Linked DNA regions of Homo sapiens: region 2 is linked to region 1. A link is a contact called in ENCODE POLR2A ChIA-PET data. All regions are on one chromosome and are shown on one strand. Each heading gives the region's core, a stretch centred on a gene start or an enhancer-like site at or near the end of the contact. The rest is flanking DNA. Distances are from core to core; before and after follow the strand shown.

Region 1 (4,652 bases), core at 1,522-4,021:
CCTTTTCTGGAGAGAAATGTAAGAACTTAGGCCAGTTAGTTAACTTCTCTGTGCCTCGGTTCTTCATCTGTGAAATGAAGATGACAACAGCTCCTACTTCAAGGTTGCTGTGAAGATTCCATCAGCTAATGTATGTAAAGGGCTCAGAAGTGTTGGGAGGCCTTGGCCAGGCGCGGTGGCTCACGCCTGTAATTCCAGCACTTTGGGAGGCCGAGGCGGGTGGATCACGAGGTCAGGAGTTCAAGACCAGCCTGGCCAAGATGGTGAAACCCTGTCTCTACTAAAAATACAAAAAATTAGCCGGGTGTGGCAGCGGGCGCCTGTAATCCCAGCTACTCGGGAGGCTGAGGCAGAGAATTGCTTGAACCTGGGAGGTGCAGGTTGCAGTGATCGAAGATCGTGCCACTGCACTCCAGCCTTGGCAACAGACCAAGACTCCGTCTCAAAAAAAAAGAAGTGTTGGAAGGCCCAGGCAGGCGCATCATTGGAGCCCAGGAGTTTGAGTCCAGTCTGGGCAACATGGTGAAACCCTGTCTCTACAAAAAATACAAAAATTAGTCAGGTGTGGTGGTGTGTGCCTTTATTCCCAGCTAGCCAGGAGGCTGAGGTAGGAGGATTGCTTGAGGCCAAGGGGTTGAGGCTGCAGTGAACTATGATTGCCTGTAGTCCCAGCTACTCGGGAGACTGAGGCAGGAGAATTGATGGAACCTGGGAGGTGGAGGTTGCAGTGAGCTGAGATCGCGCCACTGCACTCCAGCCTGGGTGACAGACGGAGACTCTGTCTCAAAAAAATAAATAAATAGGCCAGGCGTGGTGGCTCACGCCTGTAATGCCAGCACTTTAGGAGGCTGAGTTGGGGAGATCACAAGGTCAGAAGATCGAGACCATCCTGGCCAACATGGTGAAACCCTGTCTCTACCGAAAATACAAAAATTAGGTGGGTGTGGTGGCTCATGCCTGTAGTCCCAGCTACTCTGGAAGCTGAGGCAGGAGAATTGCTTGAACCCAGGAGGCGGAGGTTGCAGTGAGCCAAGGTTGCGTCACTGCACTCCAGCATGGCGACAGTGAGACTCTGTCTCAAAATAATAAAAATAAATAAATAAATATAATTTTAGGAAAAGTCACCAGAAATTCAAAACAAAAACAAACTCCGTTGCAGAAATCGGATGTGAAAATTGTTCACTTTCATTCAGAATCTGCGGGTCGGCCAGGCGCAGTGGCTCATGCCTGTAATCCCAGCACTTTGGGAGGCTAAGGCAGGCGGATCATGAGGTCAGGAGATAGAGACCATCCTGGCTAGCACAGTGAAACCCCGTCTCTACTAAAAACACAAAAAATTAGCCAGGTGTGGTGATGGGCGCCTGTAGTCCCAGCTACTCCGGAGGCTGAGGCAGGAGAATGGCGTGAACCCGGGAGGCAGAGCTTGCAGTGAGCCGAGATCGTGCCACTGCACTCCAGCCTGGGCCACAGAGTGAGACTCTGTCTCAAAAAAAAAAAAAAAAAAAAAAAAATCTGCGGGCTGAAGCCAGGTGCGGTGGCTCATGCCTGTAATCCCAGCACTTTGGGAGGCTGAGGTGGGTGGATAACAAGTTCAAGAGATCAAGACCATCCTGGCCAACATGGTGAAACCCCGTCTCTACTAAAAATACAAAAATTAGCTGGGTGTGGTGGCACACACCTGTACTCCCAGCTACTTGGGAGGCTGAGGCAGGAGAATAACTTGAAACCAGGAGGCAGAGGTTGCAGTGAGCTGAGATCACACCACGGCACTCCAGCCTGGCGACAGAGCAAGACTCTGTCTCAAAAAAAAAAAAAAAAAAAAAAAAGAATAAACAGAATCTGCTTAAGATTCTTATATCTTTAGCTTTTAAAACAATACATCTAAAGACAGAAAACGTTTACATGGCACAGTGTAATGTGGTGATTAAGAGTATGAATTTTGGAGCAGGTGCAGTGGCTCACATCTGTAATCCCAGCACTTTGGGAGGCCAAGGCAGGAGGATCTCTTGAGCCCATGTGTTCGAGACCAGCCTGGGAAACAGGACAAGACCTCATCTCTACAGAAAAATAAAAATAGATTAGCCAAGCATGGTGGTGGCACCTGTGGTCCCAGCCACTGTGGAGGCTGAGGTTGGAGGATCACTTGGACCCAGGAAGTCAAGTGGTGAACACGTTGTTGCACTCCAGTCAGCGAGATCCCTGCTAGAAAAAAAAAAGTATAAATTTTGGAACAGGGCTGCAAATCCCTGTGCCCCCTGACTCTGACAATTTTGCAACTTCTCTATGACTCAGTTTCCGTATCAGCAGGAGGTGATATTAGCATATCCTACCTGCTAGGATTGTTGGAGGCATTCAATGAGAGCATCCAAGTACAGAAAGAAGCTCGGTTAAGCATTACTTATAACTACATTGTAAATCCCCCTCTAGCCATGGGTGACTTTTATAGCCATCTGAACAATGTTTCACAAACCCTGTAGTAAAAAGGGGATGATCCGCCTGTCTCGGCCCCGCAAAGTGCAGGATTACAGGTGTGAGCCACCGCACTCAGCCGAGATCTGTTAACAGACTCCAAATCTCGACTTAGTCTCATTGCTGCAAGCGGTCTACTCATTCTCTCCTCCAGATCTTCGGGAACAGAGTAATAATAAAAATCAAAACCCAGCCAGCTCTTCCTCTGTCAGTGGTGTTGACCAGCAGAGACCGCTTCCCTTCTTAAAGGGGCCTTTCCTAGTTTCGACTTTCTCTTCTCTTTCCTAAGATGGCCTGGTGCGTTTCTCCTGTCACCCTCCCCCAAGCATAGCCAAGGAAGCGGCCCCTCCCACATAGTTGGAATGTTAAATATCTCAGTGATGACTACAAGGCTTAAAGCAACAAATAAATAAAGCCACTCTTGAGTCAGAATATTTTATTTGGTGGTGCATGAGTAACAATACCCGATAAATGAAGACACATTCTTAGCGTGTTCTCTATCCCCCAAACGCTGCGGGGTGCAGGGGCTGCGGGGGCTGCAGGTGGGAGGTCCACAGCCTCTAGGGCAGGAGCTCTAGGGCAAGAGCAGGAGCAAAGGGACATGTGGATGAAAACGGGAAATTCTCAGAATTTGTGTATTTATTGGATTTTTTGTGTGTATTTCTTTGAATGTTTTTGTGTATTTGATTTTTTTGTGTGTGCACGTATTTGAATATTTTGTGTGTATTTTTTTGAATAGGTGACACTAGGCTCAAACTTTACAAAGGTAGAAAAAGACCTAACATCCACCCACCCCTGTTTCCCCACGGAAAACTGCTGTGACCAGTTTGCTTTTTTTTTTTTTTTCCCTAGACAAAGTCTCGCTCTGTCACCCAGGCTGGAGTGCAGTAGCGGCTCACCGCAACCTCCGCCTCCCAGGATCAAGCGATTCTCCTTGCTCAGCCTCCCGAGTAGCTGGGATTACAGGCGCGCGCCACCATGCCCGGCTAATTTTTTGTATTTTTAGTAGAAATGGGGTTTTGCCATGTTGGCCAGTCTGGTCTCGAACTCCTGACCTCATGTGATCCGCCCGCCTCGGCCTCCCAAAGACCTGGGATTACAGGCGTGAGCCACCGCGCCCTGCCGCAGTTCGCTTCTGCTTTTCAAGATATTCTGTGTATTTAACAAGCAAAAGCTTGTATTTTTTCATCTCCACCTTTTACATTTTTATACCTTTTTTTTTCTCCTCTCCTACCTTGTCAGGCTACATAGCTCATACCGTGTCAGTTCAAGTATCCCTTCCTCGTTTTACGGTGACTCCGCATCCCATTGCGGGCCGCACCACTGCTTATCTGAGTCCCCCATCGATGGACAACTAGGTTGTTTCTGGTCTTTTTTTTTTTTTCCCACAAATTTTTACGAGAACAACAACAAAAAAAACAATGCTACTCAACCTCACCCCTTGGTTAGTGTTTGTCAAAAAACGGACAGGCAGAAGCCCCAACCTGCGCCCCCCAACGCCCGACTCTCCGCATCCGCCGAGGGTACCCCAGCTCCAGGGATCGCGGTGCTCAGGGACCGCGCGTCCAGGACTGGCCCTGCCTCCCAGAAGCTGTCAGGCGGCGGCCGTGGCCCGCTGTAGCCCCGCCCCGTGGCCCGCCCGCAGTAGGCCCGATTCAAATCTGGCCAATGATAGTGTGTAAACAAACCCAGGCCCCGCCTCCCGACGAATAATCCCCCGACCGGCGAGAGGCCCATTTAACCCGATGGGGTTTGGGGTTGGGACGGTGATGGAGTCGTGGCTCCGCCCCCAGACCTGGGCCAATAGGCGGCTGGGCTCCGCCCCCGGCACTTGCCGCGCTGAGGACCCGAGGCAGGGCTGGGCGCGCAGTTGCCTGATTTCGTGGCGGCTCGCAGTCTGGGCGCTCCGGGCGCTCGGCGCGGGCGGGCAGGGCCAGGAGCTGGGGCGGCGCACTCCGCGGTCCCAGCCGCATTTGAAGGGAGCGGTCAGAGGGCGGAGATCGCCCCGGCATCAATGCCCTCTCATCCCCCACTTTATTTCCACCGCCTAGCTGCTAAAATCCGGACCCGGAAACGTCTCCAATGGGAACTTGTTCCCCTCGCCCCTATTTAACAGAACCTGGAGGGGACGCAGGGGTGTTTTTGGATTGGGCAAGGCTTTCATTTCTTTCCCCTGGTTCTTA
Region 2 (4,476 bases), core at 1,420-3,919, 120 kb after region 1:
GAGAGACAGACATAAAGGGCAACTTTTGTCTATGTGTCTATGTGGATTTAGTGTGTATCATTGTAGGTGTGAGTCTGACATTGTGTGCCTGTGTGTGAGATGGTCTAGGCATATATGTGTATCTGGGCTGTGGGCTGTGTGTGACTTTGTGTGGCTGCATGGGGCGGTCAGGGCTGCGGGGATTTTGTGGGACTGTGTGTGACTACCTGTGATTGTATCTCCGGATACAGTTGTGTGCTTCTGTGTGGTGTTGTGTATGTGAGAATGTGTGTGTGTGCAGGAGTGCATCTTTTGTGTAACTGTGTGTGATTACGTCTGTGTGTGTGCCTTTGGATTTGGGAGGGCATGGGAGGTTATGTGTGTGCGACTGTGTCTGTGTGGGTGTGCATGCATGTGTGCCTCTGTACCTGTGTGTTCGTGCAGGTCTCTGTGTCTATGCCGTGTGTGCATCTCACATTATCTTTGTGATTGTGTGACCACAAACATCTGTGTAGGTCCCAGATTGTGAACACGGGTATGTCTGGGAGCCTGCATCTTGTAGTAATTGGCTATGTTTGTGTCTGGATGTGCTACTGGGGGTGTGTGTGTGTGTGTGTGTGTGTGTGTGTGTATGCGAGCTCATGTGTGTGGCTGCCTCTGCATGTAAGATGTGTGAACACACGCATGTGTGATTGTAGCATAGTAAAGCCCTCAAATCTGGGCTCTGCTACTTTTATTTATTTATGTTATGCTACTTTTTTTTTTTTGAGATGGAGTCTTACTCTGTCTTCCAGGCTGGAGTGCAGTGGTGCGACCTCGGCTCGCTGCAACCTCCGCCTCCTGGGTTCAAGCAATTCTCTGCCTCAGCCTCCGGAGTAGCTGGGATTACAGGCGCCTGCCACCATGCCCGGCTAATTTTTTTGTATTTTTAGTAGAGACGGGGTTTCGCCGTCTTAGCCAGGCAGGTCTTGAACTCCTGACCTCGTGATCCACCCACCTCGGCCTCCCAAAGTGTTGGGATTACAGGCATGAGCCACCGCCCAGCCTATTTTCTGCTGCTTTTAAACTGTGGGACCTTAGGCAAGCCACTTAACCTCTCTTTGCCTCAGTTTTCTTACCTGCAAAATGGGAATAATGGGCTGGGCGCAGTGGTTCACGCCTGTAATCCCAGCAGTTTGAGAGGCCAAGGTGGGCAGATTACCTGAGGTCAGGAGTTCGAGACCAGCCTGGGCAACATGGTGAAACCCTGTCTATACTAAAAATACAAAAATTAGCTGGGTGTGGTGGTGCTTGCCTGTAATCCCACCTACTCGGGAGGCTGAGGCAGAAGAATTGCTTGAACCCAGGAGGTGGAGGTTGCAGTGAGCCGAGCTCATGACACTGCACTCCAGCCTGGGCGATAGAGTGAGACTTGGTCTCAAAAATAAACAAACAGAAAAACAAAACACACACACACACACACACACACACACACACACACACACACACACACTGGGAATAATAATACTAGCGGCCTCATAGTTGTCCTAAAGGTTAAATTAGTTAAAACATACAAAGCACTTAGAAGGTGCACACTTGTGTGTGCACACAGTAGGCGCTATGGAAGTGCCAACAATGCCTGTTTTCGCTGGGTGAGTGCCGTTGTGGGCCCAAGGTTCCTTTTTGCCACGTCTCCCATCCCACACTGACTCAACCTCTCTCCCTTCTTCCCTCCCCGCCCCATGAGACACACTTTCCGAATCTGGGCCAGTATGTGTGTTTGTGGAGACACCGGGAGGGAGGGGGGGCTCCAGTTGCTGTCCCTCCAGTGACTTGGCCCTTCCTCCCCCAAAACAACGGCCCCCAACCCCATCCCGGTCCCTGCGTTGCCCGCAAGGAGGCTGCTTCCTCTCAGGCAGGATGGGTGCAAGCACCAGCTCCCCGGAGGAGCATAGGGGCCCATGGGACTCCTCTTCTGTCGCCTCTTACCTGTGTGTCTTGAGTAAGTCCCCTAACTTCTCTCTCTTTTTTTTTTTTTGAGACGGAGTTTCGCTCTTGTTGCCCAGGCTGGAGTGCAGTGGCAGGACCTTGGCTCACTGCAACCTCCGCCTCCTGGGTTCAAGTGATTCTCCTGCCTCAGCCTCCCGAATAGCTGGGATTACAGGTGCCCACCACCACACCCAGCTAATTTTTTTGTATTTTTAGTGGAGACGGGGTTTCACTATGTTGGTCAGGCTGGTCTCGAACTCCTGACCTCAGGTGATCCACCCGCCTCAGCCTCCCAAAGTGCTGGGATTGCAGGCGTGAGCCACCACGCCTAGCTAGTCCCCTAACTTCTCTGTGCCTCAGTTTCCTCATCTGGAAAATGGGGTCAGAACAGTGCCCACCTCCTGGGGTTGTTGTGAAGAGTCACTGAGTGAGCTCTAGCTGGAGGGCATGAAGTCAGTAAATCAGGGCTAGCTCCTTGTTCTGCCAGTTAACTCTTCGTCCTCCGGGTTCCCACTCTGCCTTCCCTCCTCCTGGAAGTCCTCCTTGACCCCCAGGCTGGGGGTTGGGTCAGGCACTGGCCCTGGGCTCCCACAGCTCCCTGGATCCCCCTGCCCACCCTGGGCTGACCACTCAGGGGCCAGGTCTGTGTCCCCAGTGGGCTGAGAGATGTAAGGACAAAGCTGAAACTGCCTCAGCCTCCACACACACAGCAGGGACCACAGAGGGTGCTTCCCAGTGGGTGACATCACCATGACTTGCTGAGTGCTTACCGTACATCCAGCACTGTTTTTAAAAAAACAGTTTCATTGAGGATTAACGTACACGCCATAAAAACTCAACCATTATGGCCGGGCTCAGTGGCTCATGCCTGTAATCTCAGCACTTTGGGAGGCTGAGGTGGGCGGATAATGAGGTCAAGAGATGGAGACCATCCTGGCCAACATGGTGAAAACCCATCTCTACTAAAAATACAGAAATTAGCTGGGTGTGGTGGCACCTGTAATCCCAGCTACTCGGGAGGCTGAGGCAGGAGAATTGCTTGAACTCGAGAGGCAGAGGTTGCAGTGACCTGAGATCGCGCCACTGCACTCCAACCTGGGCGACAGCGAGACTCCGTCTGAAAAAAAAAAAAAAAAAAAAGCTCAACCATTTTTTTTTTTAAAGAGACAAGGTCTTGCTCTGTCTGCAGGCTGGAGTGCAATGACGCAATCATGGCTCACTGCAGCCTCCAACTGCTGGGCTCAAGTGATCCTCTTGCTTCCTCCTCCTGAGTAGCTGAGACTACAGATGCATGCCAACATGTGTGGATAATTTTTTATTTTATTTTTTTCTGTAGAGACAGGGTCTTGTCATCTTGCCCAGGCTGGTCTCAAACTCCCAGGCTCAAGCGATCCTCCTGCCTCTACCTCCCAAAGTGCTGGGATTACAGGTGTGAGCCACTCTGTCTGGCCACTTCCATCATTTTTAAATGTACAGTTCAATGCCAGGCATTATTTTAAGCTCTTTATATATATTAGCTCATTTATATTCTTTTAATCTTCACAACAGTCTTTTTTTTTTTTTGAGACAGAGTCTCACTCTGTCGCCCAGACTGGAGTGCAGTGATGCTATCTCGGCTCACTGCAACCTCTGCCTCCCAGGCTCAAGCGATTCTCGTGCCTCAGCCTTCTGAATATGTGGGACCATAGGCATGAGCCACCAACACCGGGCTAATTTTTTTGTATTTTTAGGGCTAGGCTGGTCTTGAACTCCTGGCCTCAATTGATCTGCCCACTTCAGCCTCCCAAAGTGCTGGGATTACAGGTTTGAGCCATCACACCTGGCTTCACAACAGTCCTATGATTTGCATTTTACAGAAAAGAAAACACAAGTTCAGAGAGGTTAAGCTACTTGCCTAAGGTCACACAGTGGATGGGGGCAGAGGAGGGACTCAACTCCAGGTCTTCCAGACAGCTAAGTCAGGGGGTCTCAATCGCTTCTCTCTGCTCTCCTCAGCATTGCTTGTTGGTGAATAAATGAGTGAAGAAGCAAAGGTGAGAATGAGTGGATGAAGGAGTGAATGAGGAAATGAATGGTGAAAGGAATGAATGAATGAGCATGGGAACCCATGGCTGGGATGGGTGCTTCATAAGAGCAAGAATCTTGTCTGTGTGTTCTCTGCGGTATCCCAGGCTCCCAGGACAGGGCTTGGCACACATGAGACTCTCAGTAAGTATTGCTAAATAAATGCAAAATATTTAACTTCTCAGCCTGGCCAACATGGTGAAACCCCGTCTCTACTAAAAATACAGAAATTAGCCAGGGTGGTGGTGCATGCCTGTAATCCCAGCTACTCGGGAGGCTGAGGCAGGAGAATTGCTTGAACCTGGGAGGTGGAGGTGGAGGTTGCAGTGAGCCACATTCATGCCACTGCACTCCAGCCTGGGCGACAGAGTGAGACTCTGTCTCAAAAAAAAAAAAAAAAAAAAAAAAAAAAAAAAAAAAAATTATCATCTGCTATGGCAAGAGCACAGCTATCCAGCATGAACT

Evidence for each region. ChIA-PET counts read pairs that join two places held with the same protein, here RNA polymerase II (POLR2A).
Region 2: POLR2A ChIA-PET joins it to region 1 with 21 read pairs in activated CD4-positive, alpha-beta T cell. The contact joins two enhancer-like sites. POLR2A ChIA-PET finds 5 or more read pairs at or near these places in 15 of 52 experiments (A549, AG04449, AG04450 and 12 more).

Annotation. Positions count from the first base shown.
Region 1 is chr19:47,596,285-47,600,936 of GRCh38, forward strand. No RefSeq gene overlaps it. Among named protein-coding and RNA genes, the nearest start is that of BICRA-AS2, 10 kb to the right of the region's middle. RefSeq lists silencers at 4,103-4,292, 4,443-4,492. Within about 2 kb of position 2,772, at least 32 of the 41 ENCODE cell types and tissues checked have a DNase peak (open chromatin) inside an H3K27ac peak, as active enhancers do; they include PC-9, where a contact is called at or near this core.
Region 2 is chr19:47,720,587-47,725,062 of GRCh38, forward strand. All of the region lies in intron 3 of EHD2 (EH domain containing 2), which reads left to right. Among named protein-coding and RNA genes, the nearest start is that of EHD2, 9.4 kb to the left of the region's middle. Within about 2 kb of position 2,670, at least 15 of the 41 ENCODE cell types and tissues checked have a DNase peak (open chromatin) inside an H3K27ac peak, as active enhancers do; they include PC-9, where a contact is called at or near this core.